Linked DNA regions of Mus musculus: all the other regions are linked to region 2. A link is a loop called in an ENCODE intact Hi-C map of the cell type or tissue named here. Cell type or tissue: left cerebral cortex. All regions are shown on one strand. Region 1 holds the start of Astn1 (astrotactin 1). Region 2 overlaps Astn1 (astrotactin 1). Region 3 has its middle 14 kb from the start of Gm51655. Region 4 overlaps Brinp2 (bone morphogenic protein/retinoic acid inducible neural-specific 2).

Region 1 (2,500 bases), 150 kb after region 2:
AAGGAAGGGTATTTGAGCCCTAAGGAGTGGGGAGCAGTCCTAGTAGTGAAGTATGTCCACGCTGGCAGGATGACCACAGAACTGTTCCTAAAGCCTTGGGGATGGCTGTGGGTGAGTTTGGGTGCCCAAGGATGTGAAGCAAAGAACTACTAAGCATGTGGCATGCAAGCAAGGAGAGAGGCCTATGAGAGTTCAGATGGAAACTGACTCTGTTCAGATGTGTTCCTGAGTGAAAACTCGCAGCTCAAGACTGAGGAAGGTTTCAGAGACACTAGCAACCTGTTCCTTTGGGGCAAGGCAACTAAGAAGGAAGGTTCAGGTCTCCAGACTGGATTTGGGGAGACATCAGGTGCACTGAGGCCCAAGTGCTGGCCTGCAAGTGGGTGTGAAGAAAGGTCCACGAGTGGGGCGGATCCAGGGAGGTAGTGTGGGGGAGGGGAAGTGGCAACAGCAAGTGGATGTGTGGAACGGGCCAAGGGGGTGGGGGACCGCCTGTCCAGCGCCTCCTCTGGCCTCTTCCACCTTTCCCGGGACTCACCCAGCACGAAATAGGGTAGCTCCGTGTTCTCTAGGTCGTCCACCACGACCATTTCTCCCGGGAAGTCATTGCGCACGGAGAAGAGAAGCTTGGGTTCGGAGGCCGAGGGACTGTGCATGATGCTCAGGTCGTTCTCGCGCAGGAAGGGCAGTGCCGACACAGTGATGCTCTTGAGCTTGCACTCCAGCTCCTTGGATGGATCCACGTCGCCGGCAGCTGTGGCCAGCACCGCAGCCGGCCCCCAGCAGCAGGCGAACAGGGCGCAGAGCCCGGCTAAAGCCATCTTGAGCCCTGGCCGCCTTCCTCCCAGCGCTGCGATGGTGGGGGAGGCAGCCAGCAGGGAGGGAGCAGCGAGCAAGCAAGGGAGGCGGGGGGGGGGGGGGGGAGTTGGGGAGGGGACACGGAGCTCGAGAGCCCTGGTCCCCGAAATGAGATGCTACTCAGAGAGCCTTAGGTTCCAGCGCTGAGGTCTGGAGAGCCCAGCTCTTTGTTTCCCGGAGCTGCTTATCTGGGGAAAGGAAAGGGGGGTTGGGGGGGAGAGAAAAAGGAAAGGAAGGATGTTGGGAGGAAAGAGGAAGAGAGCTGGGGATTCTAGGGAATCAGGTCAGCCCCCAGCTGGTTGATGATGCTCCTGCCTCTCTCCTCCTCTCCATCCCCAGGGCTCTTGGTTATTAACTACCTGCTCTGCATTTTTAAAATTGCGTCTTTGTAATGCAAAAATCTCTCCTGTCGCAGCAGCATCCAAATGGCTTGGGAAAAGGCATGCACTGGCACACACCTTAAAGGGCTCATCTTCAAAAGCAGGTGTAGGGGGTTGGGGGTGTTATTTTACATTTTAAAAAGAGTGCCCAGTGTTTTGGGGGTTTGTGGGTGTGGCTTATTCTTCTTGTTCTTCTTGTTCTTGTTCTTTTTCTTCTCGTTCTTGTTGTTGTTGTTTTTCTTCTTCTTCTTCTTCTTCTTCTTCTTCTTCTTCTTCTTCTTCTTCTTCTTCTTCTTCTTCTTCTTCTTCTTCTTCTTCTTCCCCTTCCTCCTCCTCCTCCTCCTCCTCCAAGTCCTTCCCCCCCTCCTATTCCTCCTTCTTCTTCTCCTCCCCCTCCTCCTCTTCATTCTCTTTAAAAAAATCAACTTCTTAGTTGGATTGGATTTGTCTGTTGGATTAAGGTGTTGAGATAAATGCACACGTATATATTTTGAACCAATATGGATTCTGCAGAATGATTAAAGATAATATTTGCAATATTGATATAAATACAGCAATGAAAAAATGATGAACAACAAAAGAAGGAAGTCGATGTAACTCATACTGTTAAGCAATGTAGAACTTTCACTTACAACTTATGCCTCATTTTATCTCTGTCACAAATGCTATGTACAATAAGCAATAAAAAGATGATGGGAGTGCTATGATTGACAGGGAAAGCAGACTTAGCTCAAAGAAACCATAAGCATTTAATTCTAGAAAATTCAGTAAACAGAACAGAGTAGAAAGTATATGTGAAAACTCAAGTTTCTCATTAGCCAAAGTCCATGGGGAAGTAATAAAAGAACATTGCTGGTTGTGTTGAAGGTCAATTCAAACTCTGTCAAGAAAGAAACAGCATACTTAGCCCCTTTACTTACTAAGTATTCTTAGGAACAACACTACCACCACCCAAAGTTTATAGAAGTTCTGCTTCAGCTAGTGCTGCTGCTGTTGTCCTTATGTGCTGGATGCCATAGACCATATAAGAAAAGCAACATTTGGGGAATGCTGGGATCTGATATTTGGCTGAACTTCAACATGATAAGCAATGACTTAATTCTAAAGTATCCTCTTCCAACATGGCTGTTCAGTGTTTAAATACCAGCAGGAAGATGGGTTCAGTCCCTATGCAGACATGGAAATCACCACCTTCTCAAATAGGACCCCAGCTTTGAAACAGTTGCTGTTCTGACCTACCTGACGTGACCTATTGACAAACG
Region 2 (2,500 bases):
AGCTGGCTCCCCTCCAGCAGGATGAAGCGGCTCCCTACGGGTGACAGAGAAGAAGCATGGCTGCAGAGGCACACACAATACAGGGGCACAAGTCACCAGAGGCAGGGCACATCCTAATTCAGTATCATTACTTCCACCAATCCTAGCCTACCATTAGTACCAGCACAAGGGAATGGCAGATGGAGGTCCTGCAGTCATATTGATTGCTGTGAAGCCAGGACGTTAACCCTTCCAGCCATATCATTGCCTACTGCCATGCCTCATATCATATTGCAGGAGTGTTCCTAAGGGAGAGAGGGACAGAGTGGCTCTGTGGTGGCCATGGCATGGCTCCATCAGACCTAGCCACAAGGCATTGGCACTGATCCACGTAACAAGGATGCGCCACCTGTCTTCACCTCCTATGAAATAGCACTATGAACACTCACTCCCCACCTGTTTCCAGCCTTGCAGCAACAAAGAGAATAGATACTAACAAGTCAATTAGACGCTGTAGGACTGAATGATTCAGGGACTCTCAGAACCTATGGGAGTCACTTATCATTTTGGGTCCGCTTGCATAAAGGTAAATTATTACTTTTGAGGTGTAGACTTATAACAAGTGAATGCAGTTAACTGTCTATCACCTGGACCAAACAAATCAAAGCATGGCCGATCCTTAAACACCTCTACTGTCCTGTTAGCTTTTCTTCCCCCAAATGGTAAAAAGACCATGATGTCTACACATCTATAGCCACTGTGCTTTGCATTTCTCTACAAATAGAAGATTACTTACAGACGATGTGCATCGAGTATTGGAGATGACCTGTCACGTTTTTCATTTGCTCAATTTCTGCAAACATCTGTGTACAATCTAGCCATAACCTCTATCTTACATTTTCGGGCATGTCCCTCCTCCCCACCATAGTGACCCTTGGTTTCTCCATCTTTTGCCCAGCTTGAAAACCACCAACTACTGACGGAGTGGTTCCATCCTTGGCAGACTGAGCTCACCATCAGCGATCAAGTGCTCAGGGACGTGTAGGGTGATCTTGACAACAAGAGGGCAGCTGACATGAGAAGAGCACACGAGGCCAATCACGCAGCTGGTGACACTGATCAGGGTCAAGGTGGTCTTATTCACAGGACTTCGGGGAGAGCCCACTGAAAGCAAGACAAAAGCACACAAGATACAGTGGTAAAAATCCAGGCACTGGCCAGATGACTCGGCCTTCTGCCAGCAAACAGAACCCACAGAGGTCAAAACATGTCTCTGCTATGTGACCTTAGGAAGGAAGCCTCATTAGGGACACCATGTGACCAGTTGAAGTAGGAAGGAACTTGGCCATCTGATGGCCCTCACAGTCCCTAGTGGTCAGCTGAGTGCAGACTCTCCCCAATTTGACTGGGTCAGGTTTACAAGAGGCCACAAGGGGGGCACTTCTCCCTCTGCCTCCCTAGCTGAGTTCAAAACTTGGATGCAAAATTGTTTAAACCTAAGGACATGCTGCCACAGTGTAAACTTGGGCTTCTGGGGGGCCTCCTCCCCCAGGAGGAGCTTGCCCTTGTTCTATGGATGAGAAAATGATGCTGTCACACCAGAATCTTCCTCTCAGCCCAGACACCACTGGAAAGAATGATGGTAAAGCAAAGGCTTGGTTTGCTCATCTAGAAGGCTTAATTTTCTGCTGCTTTTGGATGAAGTGGTGGTAGGCAGAGGGAACTTTCGCTGGAGGCAAGATGCATGTGGGAGGGTGAGAAAGCAAGACAACAAAACGTAGAGTTCTCCTGGAAGTTTCTTACTTATGCTAATATTTATTATGGATGGCGATATAAGTCCCATTATGGAGGACACTGCACTGTTGTTTCATTTTAAATATTTGTCTCCTCATAATATGCCTAAAAGCCTGCCCAGTGACTATCTACATCGCAGAAGAGAAAATTAAGTCTCAAAGAGATGGTCTTAATTGTGACAGCTCACACTTACAAAGTGGTCATTATGCATCAGGGACCTGTGCTCAGAGTTCTACATTGATCGTTCACATCATTGAATAACAATCAAGGCAGCACCAAGAAGCTGTCCTGAGACGCTGCAGAGAATGGCCAGAGCCCAACAGCTATAAAGGTTAGAGCTTTGGAAGCTGCTGAACTCAGGAAACACTGAAATGAGTTTGGGGCCCAGTACCACCCACCCATCTGTTTGCAGGGTTTCCCAAGGGGCTATGGAGAGACTTGGGAGAAGGAAGAGATGCAGAGGTTGCCGGTAGCCTCTGGCTCTTGCAAGTTAGAGAGCTACTATTCACACTAGTATCTTGACAGCCTGAGCTTCACCAGAGAAAACCTAGTTCCACCATTTTGAAGCAAGCTTCATTAAATATTAAATACTGACCAAGAGATGGACTTTGGTTAGGACCATTCCCTAGAATTTTCCAGCTGAATGGCCCTGAGACCCGTACTACAGGGGGTTACAAAGGCATACCTACAGGCCGTGATACTTTCCCAAGAGGCTTTATTATTTTTT
Region 3 (2,500 bases), 780 kb after region 2:
CGTTCTCAGATTGTTAAAATGCTATCCAGTCCCCAGTCTCAGCGGGAGTGGGAGAAAGGAAAAAGCAAACAGACTTGGATACCTTTGGAGTGGAAGGAGAGGGGCAGGATCTGATGGGGTGGGGGTGGGGTTGCCAATCAGACCCTGAAGGTGACATCATCCACACCGAGGCCCACTGTGTTCACAGGAGCTTCTTAAATAGTCCTCGTGACTACAGAGCCACTGACTCCAGTCTCAAGAAACTCTTTGCAGAGGGGTTCCAAAGAAGTGAAGACTCGGTCCTTTCAGCAAGATGGATTTTACCTGCTCAGGGTGGAGGAGTCATGTAGAAGCAAACTTGAAGTGGCCCCACTGTGTCAGGTTTCCTTGGTCACTCTTGGCTCCAGAAATGGGTAAACCCAGAATCTCCACCCCCCCCCCCATCCTTGGGAATGACAAATACTATCGAGTAGGTCCACTGGCCTCATGCCTCACTCCTCCTCACAGCATAGCCTAAGGGGTGTTCTCTCATACTAGCTGTTCCTTTATAAAGAAAAATAGACACTTCTATCTCACCCATCGACTAAAATCCCACAGTTTCTGAGTCAATGAAGTAAAATATGGAGAAGTTAAGCAAGGTACCCCAGACACCTACCTGTTCACTTTTATGATTTCACTTACTATCCCATACATTGATGCATTGATTACATTGATTCACTTACTATCCCATACATTGATACATTGATACATTGATTATCTCGGCCCCTGGTGATTCCAGGTACTACTCTGGGCAGCAGGAACAGAGAGTCCTGCCTTTTTGTTTATGATCTGATGAAGGCAGAGCAAGGGCTCAGGCAGAGAGCATCCAGGGCTGGTCCAGCACATCTCTTCCTTGAGAGACATTTTCCCGGTGTGCTCTTATTTAGGGAAACATCATTTCAAAATTAGCAAAACCTTTCAAGCATGCCACTGAACTTTCTTTTTTTTTTTAACTACAAAAGAATGAAGATTGGTAATTCTAAGGACACAGTATGAAAAACGCAACCATAAATTCTCAGAGAACATTGCCCTGGACTCCTGAAGCTAAACAAGCTGCTTTGGGTTACATCAGAGAAATCTTAAAATACAAGTGGGTAGGCTTTGGGCTTCTTGGAGAGTTCCCACCTACAACATGCCAGTTCTTCACACAATATAGCTTAAATATTCCTAGGGACTCCAGTCTCAAGCAAATGTTGGTGGAGGGTTTCCAAAGGTCCCATGAGGAGAGAGGATGGAATCTAAGTTTTGAAATCTTAGTCCAGCCTGGGGGTGCACACATGTCATCTCACAACTTGAGAATTAGAGGAAGTACTTCAAGGTCAGCCTGGGCTAAATACAAATCTGAGACAACCTAGGCTAAGACTTTGTCAAAAAAAAAAAAAAGGAGTGAACTCAGTCACTAGCATATACACAAGTTACCTAGTTTTCTGCCATTTTGGTTCCATAAAACTATAGAGGAACTTCCCAAGACAAATATTTGTAGAATTTATAGAATAAAGATTAGTGGACAAAGGGACCATAGATACCATTTAGAAGTGTCCTGTGCTTATACAGATAAGAAAATTGATGCCTTTCAGTAGAGCTGCCACTCCCAGTTCCCAAGTGGCTATCGCATGCACCATCAAAATTCAGACTACACTGGGTCACTGGAAGTCAGGTCACAGGAGAAAGCCTCGGGGTGACAACCGATGAAAGAACGTGTCCCGGGTCTGTGATCAACTGGGCAGAGGGCTTAAGTTAAGTGGGACAAAGGAACACAGCGATCTGAGAACTGTATTCCGCTGGCACCCTCAAGATCAAAAGCCGGAAGGAGGCCCACTTGACAAGGTTAACAGCAGCCTGGCAGCAAGGCCACCTCTGCCAACACTAGTCCAGTCCTGGCTGAACGTGGTGTGACGATAACAAGCAGAAACCCCAAGGAGTCCAGGCAGAGGCAACCTTGAGCTCTCCAAGGAACGTGGAGCTCAGCTAGAGAACCATCTAATAAGATAGCACAAATGAAGGGAAGCAGCTCATGTGTTTTGATTTTGAGCTTTGTGTTTTTCCAGTCCAGGTCAGCCCAGGGCCACCATTTTTCACAAACCCGGTTCCCTCTCTGCCTCTAATGGTAAATGAAGAGCCTTTGGGGCAGGATCAGTCATGGGGAGCAAGTGGGGAGAGTCACAAGCCAAGTGACTGGCTGGGAGGGCAGGGGTCTCAGTGACCACAGGCCTCGGAAGCTCAGATAATTGACAAATGTATCTATGGTAGCAGCAGGAGGGGCAAGTTGGCTCATTTAAATCCATGGCTATCATCAAAAAATCCCATTGTAGCTAAAAGTCACTGTCGTTTTTTTTTATTTTTTATTTTATTTTAGAGCTGCTAAAAAGGAGGGGGGAAATGTGTGGTCTAAATTTCCATTCCAATTACACTTCCTTTCTGGTCAGTGTTAATAAGGATGAAAAGGCACAAAGTCCATAGGGAGGAAAAAAAATGGCAATGG
Region 4 (2,500 bases), 180 kb after region 2:
TTTAGCTCCTTGGGTACTTTCTCTAGCTCCTCCATTAGGGGCCCTGTGATCCATCCAATAGCTGACTGTGAGCATCCACTTCTGTGTTTGCCAGGCCCCAGCATAGCCTCACAAGAGACAGCTATATCAGGGTCCTATAGCAGTTGAAGTTTCTGTGTCTGTAAAGGAAACCATAGTTATAGCTAGACTTAACTTCAAATCCAAAGAAATCATGGAAGATTATTAGGCAAGAAGTTAAGCAGAAGTAAAAAATGGATTTTTTTTTTCTTAAATGATAGAACCAAAAGTTTTCTGTTAGTCAGTCAACTGAAATGTGAGACCTGTTTATCAACAAGACCCTTCAGGTCACTTTCTGTCAGTAACTAGTGTCCTAGCATTGATTCCAGAAAAATCTTTCCTCTGGCTAAGCCCATGTGCCTACACTTTCATTGGGAGGTGACAGAAAGATGCATATGACTGACACCCTCTTCTCTGAGAAGAAGCATGGTCAACAGTGGCAAATTATCTCTAGGATGGCAAATGCCTTCAGGCTAGTCACAGCTCCACACAATCAGAGATACTAATCGGTCCTCCTGCACGCAGACCTGCCTATCTGATGTGAAGGAATCTTCTGATCTCTTACCTCCAGCAGGCACTTCAAGATAAATGCTTCTCCACTTGGGATCCAGGGGAACATTGATCATTATTTTAAACAGGGGCCTCTCTACATTGAGATGTTTGGTCCTGAAAGAGTCTGATGGAGTAACACATTGTGCAGCTGTCACCCTCCAGAGAGACCCTCACAAAAGCAGGTTGTCTATCTCCTGTCTCCTAAGGCAAACTCATGAATAAACCATCTTAACATTAAGTCATGTGCATAAATAATTTAAGCTAGGCTTGCGAGGGGAAAAGAAAAGAGAATACTATGTAGGACACTAATCACATCACCACTGTGCTCTCGGATGAGATTTGGAATGGTCCTTAGAGCTTGGCAACAGGTGTTGTAACAGATAAGATCCAACTGAACAGAAATCCCATCATGCCTTATTATCCCCTTTCTTGGAACTCAGTTGACAATAATGGATAGGGCTTGGTGAAGCTGAAGCTTCCTCAGAGTGTCCCCATCCCCTGGGTGTTTTACGAGGCTACCTCAAATTGGCATGAACAGTGTAGGGTCCCTTCGGAAACGGGGTATGGGTCCTTAATTCATCCATGAAACAGCCATCAAGGCGTTCTATAGACAAGCTGCAAAAAAACCTCCATGAACAAGATCTGTTCCTCTCCTTTCTGGTTGTGTCTCTCCTCACGCACTTTTCCTCACCAGACTGAAGTGATGTGACATTTAGAAAATGTCTTTTCAAGTCTATTTACCCATCTGTCGCCTAGAACAGTCTCTGTCCCTCATTCTTTTTCTCTTCCACATATATTTCGAGTGCAGCTCTTTCTGCTTGTGCCACAGTTCTCTCCCATCTCTCTCCCTTGTTCTTTGTCAGCCAGCAAAAATCTCCCTTTTCCCATCTCCAAAACAGCCTACATACCATCTGCCAAGGTTGGCAGGCTCTAGCTCACTCCTCTCCTTTCTCCCCTTGGTGGCAGTTGGTAAAGGAAAGCATGAGGAACCTCCTTTGAGGAGCTATAGGCAGAGTGGACTCTTCTGTTAATTCCTTTCCCCTCGTGGACCTCCGTTTCACAGAATAGGAAGCAAACTTCGGGGTCTCAGAATGCCCCCTTGGATCCAGGCACAAAGAAGATGGTAAGTTACAGTTAACAGGAATAGACTCTAAGGTCAAATTGCCAGGTTTCAGACCTAAACCCCACTGGGTCTGTAACCATGGCTGAGTCATCTCAATAGCTCCAAAGCACCTCATGTGGAGAGCATAGATAATCATTTTATCTTCCATGAGAGCTAGAATAAAAGTTAAGTAAAATAATTCTGCCCTTCACATGGTTGTCTGGCCCATAAATGCTAATTGTTCTTAGTATGGCTTCTTAAACACATGCACTGAAGCTCACTGTCCCCCCTCCTCAGCCAAGAGAACTCCTTCAACACCTTTACATGTTCTAAGGCTCTGGGAGTGTTCATTGATCGGGACCCAGAAAACAGTGTCCTGCTCCGGAAAGCATTGCTGCTTCCAGTGGCTTCTCACTCACAAAGCATGACTTTATATATCCCCAAGTCTCAGTGCTAGAAGGTCCTATCAAAACTAGCGTCTTGAAGAAACAAGAGATGATGTGCACATATGATTCCAGAGGCTTTTACCTCCTGTGTGCACTCAAGACACATACGCTGGACACACCAAACCTTCGAAAAAGTTCAGCCTCTCATTTTAAGCTGCGTGTGCTCAGTGATCAGACCTATTTATAAACATCAAATTTACTTGCTGTGTTATAGAAATTAAATATGTCATTCTTCTTGCATTTTCCATAATACAGATCATGCTTTTAACCTTACATTAAAGAATGAAAGATTTATAATGAAAGACCATATTTCTTTCAAATAGGTTTTAAAGTGGCATCAATC

The links. A loop is a pair of places that touch in the nucleus more often than their neighbours do. Peaks named below come from ENCODE experiments on the same cell type or tissue, not always from the same donor. Only the 100,000 strongest peaks of a DNase experiment are listed, where the experiment ranks them.
Region 1: it touches region 2 in a loop (2.9-fold over the local background); 5 of 42 quality-filtered maps call a loop at or near these places.
Region 3: it touches region 2 in a loop (2.6-fold over the local background); 5 of 42 quality-filtered maps call a loop at or near these places.
Region 4: it touches region 2 in a loop (3-fold over the local background); 2 of 42 quality-filtered maps call a loop at or near these places.

What each region holds. Positions count from the first base shown.
Region 1 is chr1:158,360,904-158,363,403 of GRCm38, reverse strand. It overlaps Astn1 (astrotactin 1), which reads right to left and starts at 1,100. Exons shown (of 23, transcript NM_007495.4): 1 at 539-1,100. The coding sequence starts at 821. In left cerebral cortex, no CTCF peak of the experiment used is centred here; DNase peaks (open chromatin) are centred at 479, 685, 801 and 1,101; H3K4me3 peaks cover 1,481 bases; H3K27ac peaks cover 1,443 bases.
Region 2 is chr1:158,508,489-158,510,988 of GRCm38, reverse strand. It overlaps Astn1 (astrotactin 1), which reads right to left. Exons shown (of 23, transcript NM_007495.4): 6 at 994-1,143; 7 at 1-34. All of the region lies in intron 1 of Gm37679 (a long non-coding RNA gene), which reads left to right. Among named protein-coding and RNA genes, the nearest start is that of Mir488, 4.1 kb to the right of the region's middle. In left cerebral cortex, a CTCF peak has its summit at 1,391; DNase peaks (open chromatin) are centred at 311 and 1,621; H3K27ac peaks cover 1,880 bases.
Region 3 is chr1:157,731,763-157,734,262 of GRCm38, reverse strand. No RefSeq gene overlaps it. Among named protein-coding and RNA genes, the nearest start is that of Gm51655, 14 kb to the left of the region's middle. In left cerebral cortex, no CTCF peak of the experiment used is centred here; a DNase peak (open chromatin) is centred at 1,120.
Region 4 is chr1:158,327,355-158,329,854 of GRCm38, reverse strand. The region is part of intron 1 of Brinp2 (bone morphogenic protein/retinoic acid inducible neural-specific 2); the gene reads left to right. Among named protein-coding and RNA genes, the nearest start is that of Brinp2, 28 kb to the left of the region's middle. In left cerebral cortex, no CTCF peak of the experiment used is centred here; a DNase peak (open chromatin) is centred at 1,455; H3K27ac peaks cover 1,678 bases.